Linked DNA regions of Homo sapiens: region 1 is linked to region 2. The links are chromatin loops, found by intact Hi-C in ENCODE. Cell type or tissue: endothelial cell of umbilical vein. All regions are shown on one strand.

Region 1 (8,000 bases), 200 kb before region 2:
TCTGTCATAGGACTAGACTGAGTCTCACTGAGTAAGGAAGTTGGTTGGACAAATCTTACATTGCCAGCCTCTTTTGATGTCTGGGTAGGGGGAATGTTCAGCAGAGCATTCCTTCTGCTAAGTCCAGGCAGATGCATTGCAGTTAGTTTGGTGGCCTCAAAAGCAAACTGTTTTGAACAGGGAGTGCTAAGTAATGGGATGGTGACATGATATGGGTTATTGCTTTGTTTTGCTTTTAAAGTTCTTTCATGCGTATTATCTCCTAAAGAAATCAAATAGATCGCAGATGCTCTTGTTGCAATGCCCATGAGAGGAGATGACTTTATCTGAGCCAGAAATGAAATTCTCAGCAAGAGACACCTGTCTGTTGGAAATTTCAACAAATATTGCCAATAAGATTATATCCCTGTTAACAGTGGGTATCTCTGGAAGGTGGGATAATGATAATTGTTCATTTCTAACATCATCTTATTTTGGCATGGGAGGCAGTGTGTGGAGTGCTTGAAAACACACAAGCTTGACAGAGGCCAACATGGGTTTGTCCTAGTTCCTTTGCATACTGGACACATTATTTAATCTCTCTGTGCCTCAGTTTCCTTATCTGTGAAATAGGGAAATAATAAAATAGAATCTACCTCCTAGAGTTTAAATACATTTGTACCTGTTAAGTGTTTAACAGGTATTAACAATGCTTGACCCTTCTTAGTTGTTGAAAAGAATTAGCTATAGTTATTAACAATGTCATCTTTAAGTACATGCAACTGGTTGTCCTTGGACCATAAAGAAAAATTAAAGCATAAAGAGAAATGCTGCCCAGGTCCTAGAAGCTGATGTGTGAAGGGTCTAGCATATCTGTCATAAGGACCAATCAGGATTTGCTAGGACCCAGCTCTCTGATTTGAGGTCTGATTTTTTTTTTTTTTTTAAACTCTGCAGTGAGGAGTAGGACCCCTATCTGTTTTTCTAACTGTACTTCTTGGAGTGCCAAAGGGAGAAAGGAGAGCACCTGAGCCATGGGGGCTTGGAGCATGGACTCTTGTCCTTGCCGAAAACAAAGCAGCTATAAGTCTATTTTGTAAAAAATATCTATTGGGCTTGAGATTTGATTTTCACAGAGGCTTCTGTGGTAAACAGACAAAAGAGTTGATTCCTACTGGACTTGCTCTCTAAGCAGCCTTTTTTTTCTTTCTTTTTTTAAATCTCATTTTGACATCTGTGATTCCAAAGACAGCACTGTAATTGTCTTTTTTCAGAACAGAGCTCACTTCCAACTATCATAGCATGAGAGTACTCAGAAATTTATTTCTCATAATGAGCCAAAATCTCTCTGCAACTCTTTAAAGGTAGCTGTGGAGCGCCTTACGTGCTAATGAGCTCCCTGTTAATAGAAATGCTCAGGCTTTTGATGGTTTCAGCTCCCAGCTTCACTCATGACTGGCTGTGTTGTACGGCTGGGTAAGTCTCGCCACCTGTCCAAGAAATAAACATAAGGATGTATACAAAGTGCTTGGTACAGTGCCTGGTAGACATCAGCCTTGGCTGCCACTAGCAGCAGCAACACTACTGTTCTAACAATCAGAAGTGACTGGTGCACATCTGCTTGGAATCCTCTTCCCGTGACCCCAGAAGAAGAGACTTATGTTCATGGTTAAGGATAATTTTTAGATGATGCCATTAAGATCTCTCTTCAGTGCCCTTGACACTGCGAATGGGCCATGCACCATTAGGAGATGGGGCCTTTCACAGTTACTACAGGGGCTACCTGGAAACATTGTATGAGCACCTCCAAGAAGTTGTCATGTGACTCTTATAAGGAGTCACCCTAATGCTAGCAGTTAGCTATGCCCACAGACAAGGTGATGGATGGGGTTCCCTAGAGTCCATCCATCCTGCACTCTTCCCTTTGCCCTGTAGGGTATATTTCAGAAGAAAACATAAACTGTGGATTGTATAATCATCCTCTGATGCAAACCAAACTTTGGCAAGTGTAAACGATTATGAAAACAATGCATATGTGAAACACACTTTCCCTGCGCTCTCTGTTTAATATCCCAGGTTGTGTGCCAGGTTTCCCCCCCATTTTCTGCATTTCAGAAATATTTTGTTTTTCATTCCAGACAGTGGGAGTACAAAGGCAGATTTGTGTCATCACTTAATTTGTTAATTCTGCCAGGATTTTTCTCCCACCAACCGGCAATCCTTTTTGAAGTCTTATATTTAAGGCTGGCCTTGAGGAAAATTACATAGGAGCAGCATTGTATTTACCCTTTGTATGACTGCAGGGGATGTGAGTAAAATCAAAACAAAACAAGCAATTTTAAAAACAAAACAGTACCTCTGTGAGTGAATTCCAGAGTAGACCGGTATGCCATGGCCGAGCAAGGTAGAAGAGCAGCTCTTCTTGACCCTGCATGGAACCTAGAGCATGGGGTTTTACTTTACTGAGCCTTCTTTTCCTTCTAAATAGAAACATGCCCTCTGGCATCTTCCCAGAGATGCTGGCTATTTACAGGATTGACATCACCCAGTTCTTTGATTTCTCTGCTGATGGAAGAACAGAATTGTAAAACATCAACAGAAGCTGCTGCTTAAAAAGAATGAAGATGGATGGATGCATGGGTGGATGCATAGATGAATGGGTGGATGGGTGGGTGGATGGATGGATGGATGGATGGATGGAAGTATGCATGGATGCTTGGATGGATGGATGGATAGATGGATGGATGATGGGTACATGGATGGATGGATGATGTGTGGATGGATAGGTGGATGGATGGATGAATGGATGGATGGATGGATGGATGGATGAATGGATGGATGGATGCCTGGATGGATGGATGAATGGATGGATGATGGATACATGGATGCATGGATGGATGGATTGATGATGGATACACGGATGGATGGATGCATGGATGGATGGATGGATGGATGGATGGATGCATGGATGGATAGATGGTTGGATGAATGGATGGATGGATGCATGGATGGATAGATGAATGGGTGGATGGATAGATGGATGGATGGATGGATGTGTGGATGGATCACACACACACACACACACACACACACACACACACACACACACACACACACACTTGCTCTCTCAGCACTTTTAAAGGATCACTTGATTGATTCACTTTAACAGCCTCATATCCTCCCTTTCCACCTGCCCTGACCCCAATTCCTGCTTGTAATTAATTTTTCTTCTGAAGGGAAATATTCTCTCAACTTTTCTCCTTTTTGATTTGGGTCCCAAGGGGTATGAACTCTTGGAGAGTGTTATCCCTCCCTCTCTTTCTCTCTCAGCCCTTGCATAGATGCCTATTATCATCAGTTCAAGCCATGGTATCCAGATATTTTGCTTGGATTTAAAACCAGAGGCAGAAGCTAATGAAGGGCTTTCATGTTCAGAAACAGAGGGTTCCTGGCAGCCTCACTGGCTTCTCCATTTAATTCCATGGTGCTAGGGGCACTCCCACTGCTTAGCACAGCCTGGGGGACTGGCAGATGGCACTATCGGCCCAGAAGGGCCAGTCTTCCCTGGTTCAGCCATTGCCTGTGCAGCCACAGTGCCCGTGTGCAGGGTAGAAACCACAGCGCTAAAAGACACTTGCCTGTGGTCTTCCTAGTTAGTATACTTTGGTGCAAAGAATGAACTCTTGCTGTGGGTGAGCACTCTCGCTTTTCTCAGCCGTAGTTTTCTCATCTATAAAGTGGTTCTGTTATGTTACCTTCAAGCACCCTTACAACTACAGACCTCTGTAATTTTCAATGGAATGTTCTCTTCCTTGTGAAAATACAGAATGTTTTTCTTGCAGGTGGACCTGCACATGTAGGAATGAGTTTGGGTAGCTTTAAGGTTATGCAAAATGGTAGAGACTCTAAGTGAGCATGTAGTGTAGGGGTTCTGGGGTCAGACAGCTTGCCCTTTTTTTTTTTTTTTTTTTTTTGAGACAAGAGTCTTGCTCTGTCACCCAGGCCGGAGTGCAGTGGCATGATCTCAGCTCACTGCAGCCTCTGCCTCCCAGGTTCAAGCAATTCTCCTGCCTCAGCCTCCTGAGTAGCTGAGATTACAGTCATGCGCCACTACGCCCGGCTAATTTTGTATTTTTAGTAGAGACAGGGTTTCACCATGTTGGTCAGGCTGGTCTCGAACTCCTGACTTTGTGATCCACCCGCCGCGGCCTCCCAAAGTGCTGGGTTTACAGGTGTGAGCCACCGCACCTGGCTGACAGCCTGCCTTTAAACAGCAACTGAATTTTATATAATAGGCACTGTGCCCAATGCTCTGCATGGATGATCTCATTCAGTCCTCACATCACCTAAGTTCTGCTAGTATCCCCATTATACAGTTGGAGAGTTGAGGCTTAGAGAAGTTAAGTAACTGGCTGAGGCACTTGGGTGGCCTAGCCAAGTTTTGAAAGCAGACATTCTGGCTTGAGTTGAGCCACTGAACCACTCTGCTGTGCTGCCCCCTGTGGGTAAGTGCACACCACGGCAGGTCTGTATGGAGGAGGTTTTCAGGATTCACTTGGAGCTCTCGGAATGCATAAAGTGCAATACTTTCCCATTGCCGCAAAAAGATATTGCATTTTAAATGTCTGAAATCATGATTGACTTAGCTCCTCAGCCCTGAAGGGTGCAGCAGTGGCTTGAAGCATCAGAACCTTGAAGGAGATTTCTTTGAGGAACACTTTGCTATCTCCTGTTAAAATTAGCAGCAAGCATTCTCAGGGCACTCTCCACTAAATATGTCTGGCAGGAGGGTACACGATACCTCTCCCTTCACTCCCCAAATCCTCCCTGTATTGCAGTCCAGAGCTTTTCAAACTTTATATGCATTCAAAAGGCATGGGGGTCTTGGTAAAATGCAGAGTCTGGCTCAGTAGGTATGTGGGGTAAGGCTGATTGAATTTCAAACAACCCCCCAGGTGACTGTTGATGCACTGGTCTGAGGTCTACACTTTGAGCCACAAGGGTCTAGAGTTTATGATTTTCAGGGAGCTAAGCTGGCTGTATCAGAATGACCTGGAGTCTTCAGTAAGCAGCTTCCCAGGACCTTTCTGGGATATTCTCAATCAGGAGGCCTAGGATAGACTCAGGAAACTGCCAGTGTCCCAGGAACCACACTATGAGAAACGCCGCCTCACTCAGTGGTTCCTGTGATCGTCAGGGTCCCTGGTGGATTGAGGCCAACTTGGGAAACATTGATTATTGGGTTTGGGATGGGGCCAGAAGCCCACTTGTATCCTGTTTCGCCGGGGGAGCCTAATCTACACTCAAGTTTGTGAATTCCTCGCAGTAATTACTTCTTTACCTCCTCATCTTTCGTCTGTCCCTTGGCCCCAAACTCTTCCTCAAGCTAGTGTCCCACTGGCTCTTGTTCCTTCTCCTTTGTTGTAGCCAGTGTGTGACTCCTTGGCCCTCTGCACCTGGCTTTTGCATCCTCCACAGTAATGTTTTGCTCCAAGAATCTCTTAGTTGTCAGATCCAGCAAATGTTGAAATACGCTATTACTTGGCCTTGAAGCGGTACTGGACACTGCAGACTGCCTCTTCGTCTTCTCTCCTTTGTTTGCTGAGATTCTGCCCACTATCTCTTGGCTGCCCTTCTACCTTCTTGGTCTTCCTCCCTGGATCGTCAGTTGCCTGGAAATGAATTCTGACCTTTCCATCTAATACATTTTCCCTTGCTCATTTATTTCCATAAACTAGTGATCCTCAGATATTTTTATTTCCTGAATGATTGTCCGAAACCACACATTTGCGTCACCATTTCCTTGCTTAACGTGGACTCTGGAGCCAGCTGGTCTGGGTTCACATCCTGGCTCTGCCACTTGTCAGCCAAGAAATCTTGTGCAAGTCACTGAGTTCTTTAGGTTGCAGTTTTCTCATCTGGAGGAGGGATGAAGTACCTCATCTCAGTGGAGCGCCCAGCACTGGGGTTGATGCCCTCTGAGCACTCAGGAGATGTCTCTTTGATTTTCCTTTAATCATTAGTAATAAGTAGTAGGAATAATAACAACAACCCTCCAGTGGCTCCCAGATTGCACATGAAATCAAGTGTGTCTTAGAGAGCCCTCCTGGCTGGTCCCTCCTGTCTCTTCAGCAGCAGCTCCTTCCCTCCTGCTCTCCGCCCGCCAGCTCTGTCTCACACCCTGGTGCTGTGGCACATGCCATTTCCCTCTGTGCCTCTGTCTTCCAGGCACAACACTGGAATCTCACTGGAGCACTCACACCACTTCCCCCAGAAGCAAAGAGCCACGTCTTCCTTCACGCTTCTGGTCAGTCTTGGGGGTTTTTCTGAAGCATATGACCTACTTTATCAACTCCATTTGCTTATAGGTCTGCGTCTCTGTCAGATTGCGAGCTCTTTAAGTTATGCTTGCATCCCTGGCATCGGGTTTGGCTGACACTCATTGTGGACTGTTTGAATGAATGAATGATTTAGTGGCACTGCAAATCAAAACCCAGTCCACTGGTATAGAGGGAGAGCCCTCTGAATGTCTGAGATGATCTTACCTTGTTACATACAAAAACTTAGAAATCCTTCTTGAGTCCTCTGTTTTAGTAATTGCCCACTCTCCCTATTCTAATCCATTAGCAAGCCCAGTCAACTCTACTTCTAAAGCAGTGGGTCTCAGTCAGAGGTGATTTTAACCCTCATAGTCATTTGGCAATGTATAGAGACATTTTTGATGGTCACAATTGGGGTTGCAGCTGGTGTATATGGATAGAGGCTAGGAAAGATGTGAAACACCTTACAATGTATAGGACAGTCACCTCAACAAAGAATTATCCAGCTTTAGTGTGAAGAGTGCTGAGGTTGAGGAACCCTGATTTAGAGGATACTGAGTTCATTCACAGCTCTCTGTCTTCCCCACTCCTGTGCTAGTGTAAGGCACTGTTGTCACTCCCTGGACTGGTCTTCCTGCTTCCTTTACCTCCCTCTGTGCCTCCCTCTGTGCTCTCAGAGCATTTCTCACAGGGCAGCTGAGTGGTCTTTTATAAAGGATAAATCAGGCCAGGTACAGTGGCTCACACTTGTAATCCCAGCATTTTGGGAGGCTAAGGTAAGAGGACCACTTGAGCCGAGGAATTCAAGACCAGCCTGGGAAACATAGTGAGACATTGTCTCTACAGAAAATGAGAAAATTAGCTGGTCAGTAATTCATGCCTGTAGTTCCAGCTACTCAGGAGGCTGGGGCACACTTGAGCATGAGAGGTTGAGGCAGCAGTGAGCCATGATTGTACCACTGCACACAAACTTGAGCAACAGAGTGAAACCCTGTCTCAGAAAAAAAAAAAAAAAAGATAAGGTCACTCCCCTGTAATGACTTCTCATCACAGCTAGAATTCTGAACTCAAACTCCTTAGCCAGGCTGAAGAAGCCCTACCTGACCTGGCTCCTGCTGACCTCTCTGATTCATTGTACCCTCCCCTGCCATCCCTGGGCACTCTGCTTCAGCCCCACTCCACAACCCTTCTTTCTGTTTCAAGTTCTTCCCAGGCTTTAGGTATGTTCTTGAGATGTTGCCTCTGCCTGGCTGCTGTCCCCTCTTACCCTTGGTTGGCTGACTTCTTGTCTTCTAAACCTCTCTGGAACTGCTTCTGCCTTAGATATTCCTTTCCTCAACACCCAAACTACTTGTACGGTTGCCGACTATCACATCTCCGTACATCACCACCTAGCACTTAGCACTGCCTGATTTGTTTTTTGTTTTTTCTTTTTCATCCTCCCCTGACTAGAGCACCATTGAGAGTGAGACCTCCCCTGCCTTGTGAAAGGCTCTATCCACCCATGCTTAGCACAATGCCTAGCACATAGCCAGTTATCAATAGACAGTGATGGGAATAGGAGGGATAGTAATAGTTTACACTTATGTAATGGAGACTAAAAAGTCTAAGTGCTTTACATTTAATCTCCAAAGTAGTTTTGCGAGATGGGTATCATGATTGGCATCTTCATTTTACAGATAAGGAAATGGAGGCATCAGA
Region 2 (8,000 bases):
CAAGGAAAGTGAGTAGTGAAAGGTCCCTATGGATTCCTACATATACAAAATATTTGCATACAATTTCAAGGGGCTCATAGGCCCCCAGGAATTTCATCCTTCTTGATGCCCCTGGTTTTGTAGATTATAATAGGTATCGTTTTTGAGCCTCCTCTCTGTTGCATGACGTGTGGCAGGTAATTGATATTCTAAATTATTTCATTTAGTTCGCACTCTAACTTTGTAAAACAGTCATTGTCATTCCTATTTCACAGGCAGAACAACCGAGGCTTAGAGAACTTGCCAAGCGAGGGTTAGAGTTAGGATTTGCACCCAAATCTGTCAGACTCTATGTCACATGGCCACTAGTCACTTCCTTAGAATGACCATGTCACCAGTTTATCCAGAAGAGCACATTTAGCAGTGACCAAGTGATCAGCCCTATAGGGGAGAAATTAAAGGTTGTTCTTGACCTCAAAGAGCTTCTATCTAGTTGAGAAATCAAGATAAACAGAAATCTGCAACATAGTATATTATTGCCAGCAAATAATAGGTGTGGCAGAGCATTGATGTGATTCACCAGATATGCATTTGCTTTTCATATTTTCCAGCTTCCCTTGCAGTGGTATTAGGCTCATGTGACTGGGCTTTGGCCAAGGAATATTGGGCATCATATAAGTTACTTTCAGTCTTGGCCCTTATAAACATGTCGAATGGTCTCTACTTTCTTTCCCTTGCCTTGTTGCAGTGATTTAGGAAGCCATGTATTCCAGATGGCACAGTTCAAGATGGAGGAGAATTGCCCACCTGCTGTCAGATTGAGACAGGAAGGAGAAATGAACCTCTATGTGTTAAACCACTGAGATTTCTGGTCACTGCAGCATAGTCTAAGCCTCCTGACTAGTCAAATGGGATAGCCATAATTGCATACTGAGGCGTTCTGAGAAGATTAGGGAGTCCTGAAATATTCAGGCCTTGAGTTGGCTACAGGCCCCATTCTAGACAAGGTGAGTCAAAATCTTTAGAGAAGGGTCACAGTACTCTTTAATTTTTAAGGTGATACTGAGGAGAGGCTGGTACTGTGGTCTGCTATGTCTCCCAGAGAATCTCTCAAGAGAGGGGCACCATCCCATGAACATCTACAGAGCAGGCTCTGGGGTGGGACTCCTTGGGCTAGAAGCCTGCCACCACCCATTCTAGCTTTATGCTGGATAATTTAAGGATCTACTTTGTAAAGTTGTTGTGATGACTAAATGAGAGTTGATGTATTCGTTATCTATTGCAGCATAACAAATTACCCCAAAACTCAGTGTTGTCAACAAAAAGAGTCAAACACTGTAAAATATTTGAGGAGGCTTATTCTGAGACAAATATGGGTGACCATGGCCCATGACACAGCCCTCAGGAGGTCCTGAGAACATGTGCCCAAGGAGGTCGGGGTGCAGCTTAGTTTTATATATTTTAGACAGTCATGAGACTTCAATCAAATACATTTAAGAAATACACTAGTTTGGTCCAGAAAGGTGGGACAACTTGAACCAGGGGCCTCCAGCTTATAGGTAGATGTAAAAATTTTCTGATTGACAATTGGTTGAGTTTATCTAAAGACGTGGGATCAATAGAAAGGAATGTCTGGGTTAATATAAAATATTGTGGAGACCAAATTCTTATTTGCAGAGGAAGCCTTCAGATGGTAGGCTTCAGAGAGAATAGGTTGTAAAATGTTTCTTATCAGACTAAAGTCTGTGTTGATGTTAATGCTAGAGAGGTATAATGAGACATATCCAACCTCTACTTCTCATCAAGGCCTGAACTAGTCTTTCAGGTTAAATTTTAAGAATGCCCTGGCTGAGGAGGAAGTCCATTCAGATGACTGGGGGCCTTAGAATTTTATTTTTGGTATGCAGTGCCATAAAACAGCCACCATTTACTATCTCATAGTTTCTATGGACCAGGAATTCAGGGGTGATTCCCTGGGCAGTTCTGGCCTCTTGTGAGGGTGCTGTCACATATTGGCTGGTGCTGCATCATCTGAAGGCTCAAGCGGGGCTGGAGCATCCACTTCCAAGTTGTCTCACTCACGTGGCTGTTGGCCAGAGGCCTCATTTCTTTTCCACACAGGCTGCACCATGGGACCGCCTAAGTGTCCTCCCTGCATGGGGGCAGGCTTCCCTCAGAGTGAGTGATCCAAGAGACCAAGGGGGAAGTCACGATGCACTGGCGTCACACAGGTCACCCCTGACTCAGTTTGGGCTGGGACTAAGCACGGATAAGGATACCAGGAGGCGAGGATCCCTGGAGGCCATCTGTGAGATTGGACAGCATAAGCTTTCCAAATATCAACTTATCTGATATATAATCTTACCCTTATCAACAGCATAACCATTTCATTTGATACCTGAAATGCTTCAAACCATGTCTGACATGGAATTACAACTCAGTAAACATTAGCTATTTTTTATTACTAATAGAATGATCAATAATCTCTATGAATTCCAGCTTTTCCACCATTTTATCCTCCTTCCCTCATTCCTCAACCACCCTCCTAGGTGGAGTCCAGCTGTATAAACACCTGTGCACCTGTTATGCCAGGCTGTGCACTGGGTGCTTGGTTCCCAGAAGGTAGGGGTCCACCTGGGCACCTCTGTGCCCCAGGGCAGAAAAACTCGAATAGAGACACAGAGGATGCTAGAAGCCAGGGAAGAAGAGGTTGAAAAACAATGAATGCTTACATGGGGGTGTCACAGTTAACAGGCTTGTTCGCCTCCATTATCCTACTAGAGAAAAAGTGGTAGAGTGGCTAAGAGCACACACTCTGCAATAAGATTGCCTGGGAGCAAATTCCAGTTCTCCTTACTAATTATGCGAACTTGGGCAAGTTACATAACTTCCCCGGTGCCCAGTTTTCTGTGAAAAAAAGGGAATAATAGTTCTCATTTTACAGGGTTGTTGTGTGAATGAAACATTCTAAGCATTTAAAAGGCTCAGAACAGTGTCTGGCTCACATTGCTATTATTTTCTTTCTCATATCACCTGGGGCAGGGGGTGGGGGCAGTGGTTAAAGAGGAGATAAAGAGACAAGGGAATAAACAGATGCAGACACCTTAAAAATTGCAAGGCAAAGCTGGTGTTAAGACATAGCTCTCTAGGACTTTCCCCTAGAGTCTCCCTGGCTCAGTGGGTGCTGTTCATGCAGGGGAAAGCTTGACCAAGAGTGAGTCCATCACGCTGTGAGTCACTGGGTCAGGGTTGCGCGCCCTCACAGACACCTGGCACGCTTCTTGGCTGACTTCTTCTGTGACCAGGGCCTCTGATAGCCCTGTTCCCCTCCCTGCATGTTGTTTGTATCTTCTTTTCCTAGTTTTCTTTGATTCAGATAAGCTCAGGGGCTCCTGAGCCGATCTTGTCTTCCTTTGATGGATGGGTGGCAAGGGAGTAGGGCTGGGGCCAGGGGCCCGTCTGTGGAGGGTGGAGGCAGATGGCGTGGGGCAAGGCAGCAGGCAGGTAGGAGAAATGAAAGGGCTTCACATCAAAGAAAGAGAAGCCAATCAACTGGAGTATTCTCTGTCCTCTGAGATTGGATCTGAGCTCTAATTTGTGAATCTTAGTTAAGTTTTGAAAACCAAAAGCAAGGGGCTGCTGGACCTCCTGCCTAACAAAAGTGTTTGTTGAAAAGATTCAGAACCGTGACAAAGATATAGCTCCCGCAGAGCTCTAAAGAGAAGGGAATTCAAGCTCCAGAAGGTGGGGACCCCACAGTGAAAATGACAAACAGGGTTCACACTCTCCTAGAGCTTGTCTTCCAGTGGGAGTACACAGACAATGCCAAACAAGATCATTTCAGCAAGTGTGATATGTAAAAAAGATGCTCTGTGACTTTGGGTTGAGTGGTCAAGGAAGCCTCCCTGAGAAGGTCACACTGGGGCTGAACCCTGCGCAGCCACATGTGGATCTGGGGGAAGTGTATTCTAGGGTGACCAAAGAGTTGGTGCCAAGGTCTTGTGCAGAAGGGAGTTCAATGTGATTGAGGAACAGAGGGAGGTCAGCATGCCTGGGGAAAGTGCAGGGAGGAGAGGGGGCCCACTGAGCCGGGGAGGCTGGGACAAGGAGCGCAGGTGTTATGGTGAGCCTCGTGGCAGGTTTTAAGTGTAAGAGTGATGACATCTGATGGGTTTAAAGTGACCACTCAGCCATCTGGCACAGAATGGATTTCAGGGGACAACAGAAGGGGTGAAGCCTGTTAGGAGGATGTCAGGAGTCCAGGTGAGGGCTACACCTAAACTAGTGTGGACAGTGGGACTGAAGGGCATGGCAAATGGCCCCACGTTGTGAACAGAGAAGAGAACCGCTCTTTACAACTCGTGAGGGAGCGATCACAAAGGAGCCTCACTTGACGGTGCCACAGGGTGGGGCTCTGAGGAAAGGAGGCAGATCACAGCCAGGTCTGCACTGTCTAGGATAAAAAGGGTTTGGGAGGAGTACCTGATTCCAGCCCCATTCCTAGCATGAGCGAGTCTCTTTTATCCCAGGGCTCAGCAGATGGGAGGGCAGGCGACTTACCCCGGGACTGGGCAGCTGATGGCGGGCCTTCTTTCTGGACTAGTGCTCCCCCTGCAGGAATCGCTGAATGCATAGCTTAGAAAAGTGAGAAGCTTCAGGATGAGGCCAGGACACGTGTGTAGTGAGGCCCAGAGTTCTGTGTTGTGGTAGCCTCTGAGCCCTGGCAGCTCCAGCCCTGGGGAGGACTATCCGTGCAGCTTCCACTGTTTGTCTGGATGGAGTACAGAGCTTCCGCAGGTGCTCCATCTTCGTCGGCAGCAAGGTTCAGAGGGAAAAGGTCCAGGACAAAGCTTAAGGAAGGACAGGTCAGCAGGGACCCACTTCTTCCTACTCTCCCACAGCTGGCCAGGCTCCCAGCAGCCCCACCTCCAGCATGCAGGAGCAGCTGGGGACTGCTGGGCTGGAGACGGCATGAAGGTGCTGTAGAGGCACCCCTGGGAACCACTGTGCTGGTGGAGAGGGACAGAAGAGAGGAGAAAGAGCTTCAGAACAAATGCAGACCACTCAAGACTTGGTTCTCCCTGGGGCAACCTCCCAGACCTAAGTCCATTCACTCACTCACTCACCAATATTTGAGACACCAGTGATATAGCCAAGAGGCAAAATGAGGAAAGAAGCAGGGAAGGAAGAAAAGAAGGGAGGGAGGAAAAAGAGAAAGGGATGGAGGAAAAGGGCACAGGCCCCGCCCTTATAAACCTCATAGCCTAGTAGAAAAAAAAACAGGAATCAAAGAATTACAGGCCCATGAGTTGGAGGTTCCAGCCAGACTGAATGAGCGTGAATTCCTGCAGTCAGTTCTGAGCCCTTCACTGTCTCCTCTGAGCCTTTGCATGCGCTGTCCCTCTGCCTGGCCATCTTCCCTGTGTCCCTCCCTCCTTTATCAGGGGAGGGAGCAGAACTGAGGCTGGGCCAGTAGGACATGTTCACTGGGGCAGCTAAAGGCTCAATTGAGGTCTGAGGAGGGGAGACTAGCAGGGCAAATAGTCCTGCCGCTGCTATCCGTAGACGCTTCTCATTCAGAGGGACCATGGCCTGGGGGGCTTTCTTGTGATGACCCTCAGCAGTGACATGAGTGGGATGGGGTTTCCAGTCCCCATGGCATGTGCTTCCCCTCAACCTTTCACCAACGACCTACCACGTGCCAAAGACTAAGCACTGGGGATAGAAGGTGAACGAGACTGGTGTGGCCCCCCGCCCTGCTCTCAGACCTGCCAATCTCCAGGGTTTGTTTTCTTGAGACTCCTGACGCTGCCTGGCCCGAGTCAGCACTAGGGATTCCTGATCTCTGCATATCCCTTCCCAGCCATCCAAGATAGCAAGAGCTGTTACCCTCTGGCTAACTCTTACTTATGCTTCCAGTCTCAGTCAGATGTCATGTCCCCAGCTCAGCCTCCCCGGGGGTCCCTTGACATGGTCCACAACCCCTGTACCTCCCCATCATTGCCCTGGGCCAGAACAGGCTCTGACTGTGTCTCAATAGAGACAAAAAAACTCTGAGATCACAATACCACTTTGGCTTCCTAATTTTCTGTCCAATCTTTGGGGGGCCAGTGCCAACCAGGCCTTGAAGACTGATATTCCTCTATGGGATGAGAGATGCTTGCCTCCCTCTCTGGACTCTTATGGGACCAGCAAAGGGGATCCAGCCTTTCTTGTCGTCAGAAGGCATGAGCTGTAAATGTGATTCCCCAACCTGGCTGCATGTGCAACGCTTGGGGAATTCCTAAAAATACAGATGCCTGGGACTCTGACTCCAAAGACACTGCCTCAGGAGATCTGTGCTGAGATCTGGGCATATACATTTCTTGGAACTTTCTCCAGCTTCCTGTACAAATCTACCTATTGCAGCAGCATTTGTAATAGCAGAAGGTTGGTAACAGCCTAACTGTCCACCAATAGGAAACTGGCTAAATAAATCATAGTCCATCCAGACAATGGTATACTGTGTGCCCTAGAAAGGAATGAAGAAGCTCTTAAGTACTGATAGAAGGAGACCTTCAGGATAGGTTACTGGGTTAAAGAAAAAAAAAAGCAAGGTGTATAACATATACTATTTTTTCATCAAACTTTAATCAAACTTTTTCTGTAAAGAGCCTGACGGTAAATATTTTAGGATTTACAAGCCACGTATAACCTCAGCCTGGAGGCGCTGATGTGGCTTCAACAGAATAAACCTGTAAATGGAGTGGATCACAGAAAACTGAGGTGTTAGTCCTGAGTGGCCACTGGAGAAGACAGGCACCTGTGTTAGGACCCTCGGATGGAGGCTTCTGAAGAACCTACAGAGGCACCTGATGTTAAAGCACTAGCTTTTACCATTCTCAACCGCTAGAGCCAGAGAATAACCCTACAAAGCCAGCCAGCTATCCCTCCCCACTGTCCTCCCCACACCAACCTTGCCCTGCCACCTGGAATAACATGCATCCCCCCTGCCATGAGATAGCCTTTTGATGTTACCACCTCCTGAGCCTCCTTCTTTCTTTCCCTCCTCTATTTCCAGCTGCTCCTAATGTCACAAGGCTCCCAGACATCTACCCAGCCTCCTTTGTCTCTGACCGGTCTCGGTCCATCTGGGGCAGCCATCCTTCTCCTTGTTCCTGGAGCTCCCAGCTTTAGATCACTGGCACTCCTGGGGGGCCATCTCGTCGATTTTGACACTTTTATCTTCTGAGGATGATCCTTTTCCACACTGTAACTTCCCAGCCCTGAATTTGTCCAGAAACTGAAAACCACTGGACGTGGGGCCAGACCTAGCTGTGACCTCCAGCAAATTATTTCTCATCTCCAAGGCTCTGTTTCCTGATCTGAGGAAGTGGAGATAATAAAACCACCGCTGAGGGATATGAGGATTCAAAGACCTAGTGTGCATGCCCGCCAGATGCTTTGTGTGACAACTTCTGGTGCCCAGTGTGAACGTGGAGATACTTTGCCCTCTCAGCGGACTCATCTCAGTGGATTAATCAGAAGTGCACACAGCTTTTGGGGTTTGCTGTGGAGAAGCTTGTGCTGCTTGGAAGGACTGTGGTTCATGAAAAAGCCCCTAGATACCCTCAGCTCCTCCTACCCCATCCCTGCTGCAGAGGCTCAATTTATATCTGTGGTCAGGGCTGAGCCCGGAGGTCTATACCCAGAGCCGCACACCTAGGAATCGAGGGAACACTCTCTGAGGAAGCTGACTTAGAGACTCGGAGGTGCCTTCTTCAATCCTGGCAGCTGCCTGGTGCTGCTGGGCTTGGGAGGATTAGAGCAAGAAACCAGGGGCTGAGCACAGTGGCTCACGCCTATAATCCCAGCACTTTAGGAGGCTGAGGCAGGAGGGTTGCTTGAGCCCAGGAGTTTGCAACCAGCCTGGGCAACAAAGCAAGACTGCATCTGTACTTTTTTTTTTTTTTAATCAGGTGGGCTGTTGTGGTGTGTGATACTTGGCAGGCTGAGGTGGGAGGACTGCTTGAGCCCAGGTG

The links. Peaks named below come from ENCODE experiments on the same cell type or tissue, not always from the same donor. Only the 100,000 strongest peaks of a DNase experiment are listed, where the experiment ranks them.
Region 1: it touches region 2 in a loop (9-fold over the local background); 45 of 110 quality-filtered maps call a loop at or near these places.

Annotation. Positions count from the first base shown.
Region 1 is chr11:36,052,060-36,060,059 of GRCh38, forward strand. All of the region lies in intron 2 of LDLRAD3 (low density lipoprotein receptor class A domain containing 3), which reads left to right. Among named protein-coding and RNA genes, the nearest start is that of MIR3973, 46 kb to the left of the region's middle. In endothelial cell of umbilical vein, a CTCF peak has its summit at 4,493 (motif pointing left); DNase peaks (open chromatin) are centred at 4,462 and 5,802; H3K27ac peaks cover 1,524 bases.
Region 2 is chr11:36,254,358-36,262,357 of GRCh38, forward strand. No RefSeq gene overlaps it. Among named protein-coding and RNA genes, the nearest start is that of COMMD9, 31 kb to the right of the region's middle. In endothelial cell of umbilical vein, CTCF peaks have their summits at 4,587 and 4,788; a DNase peak (open chromatin) is centred at 4,584.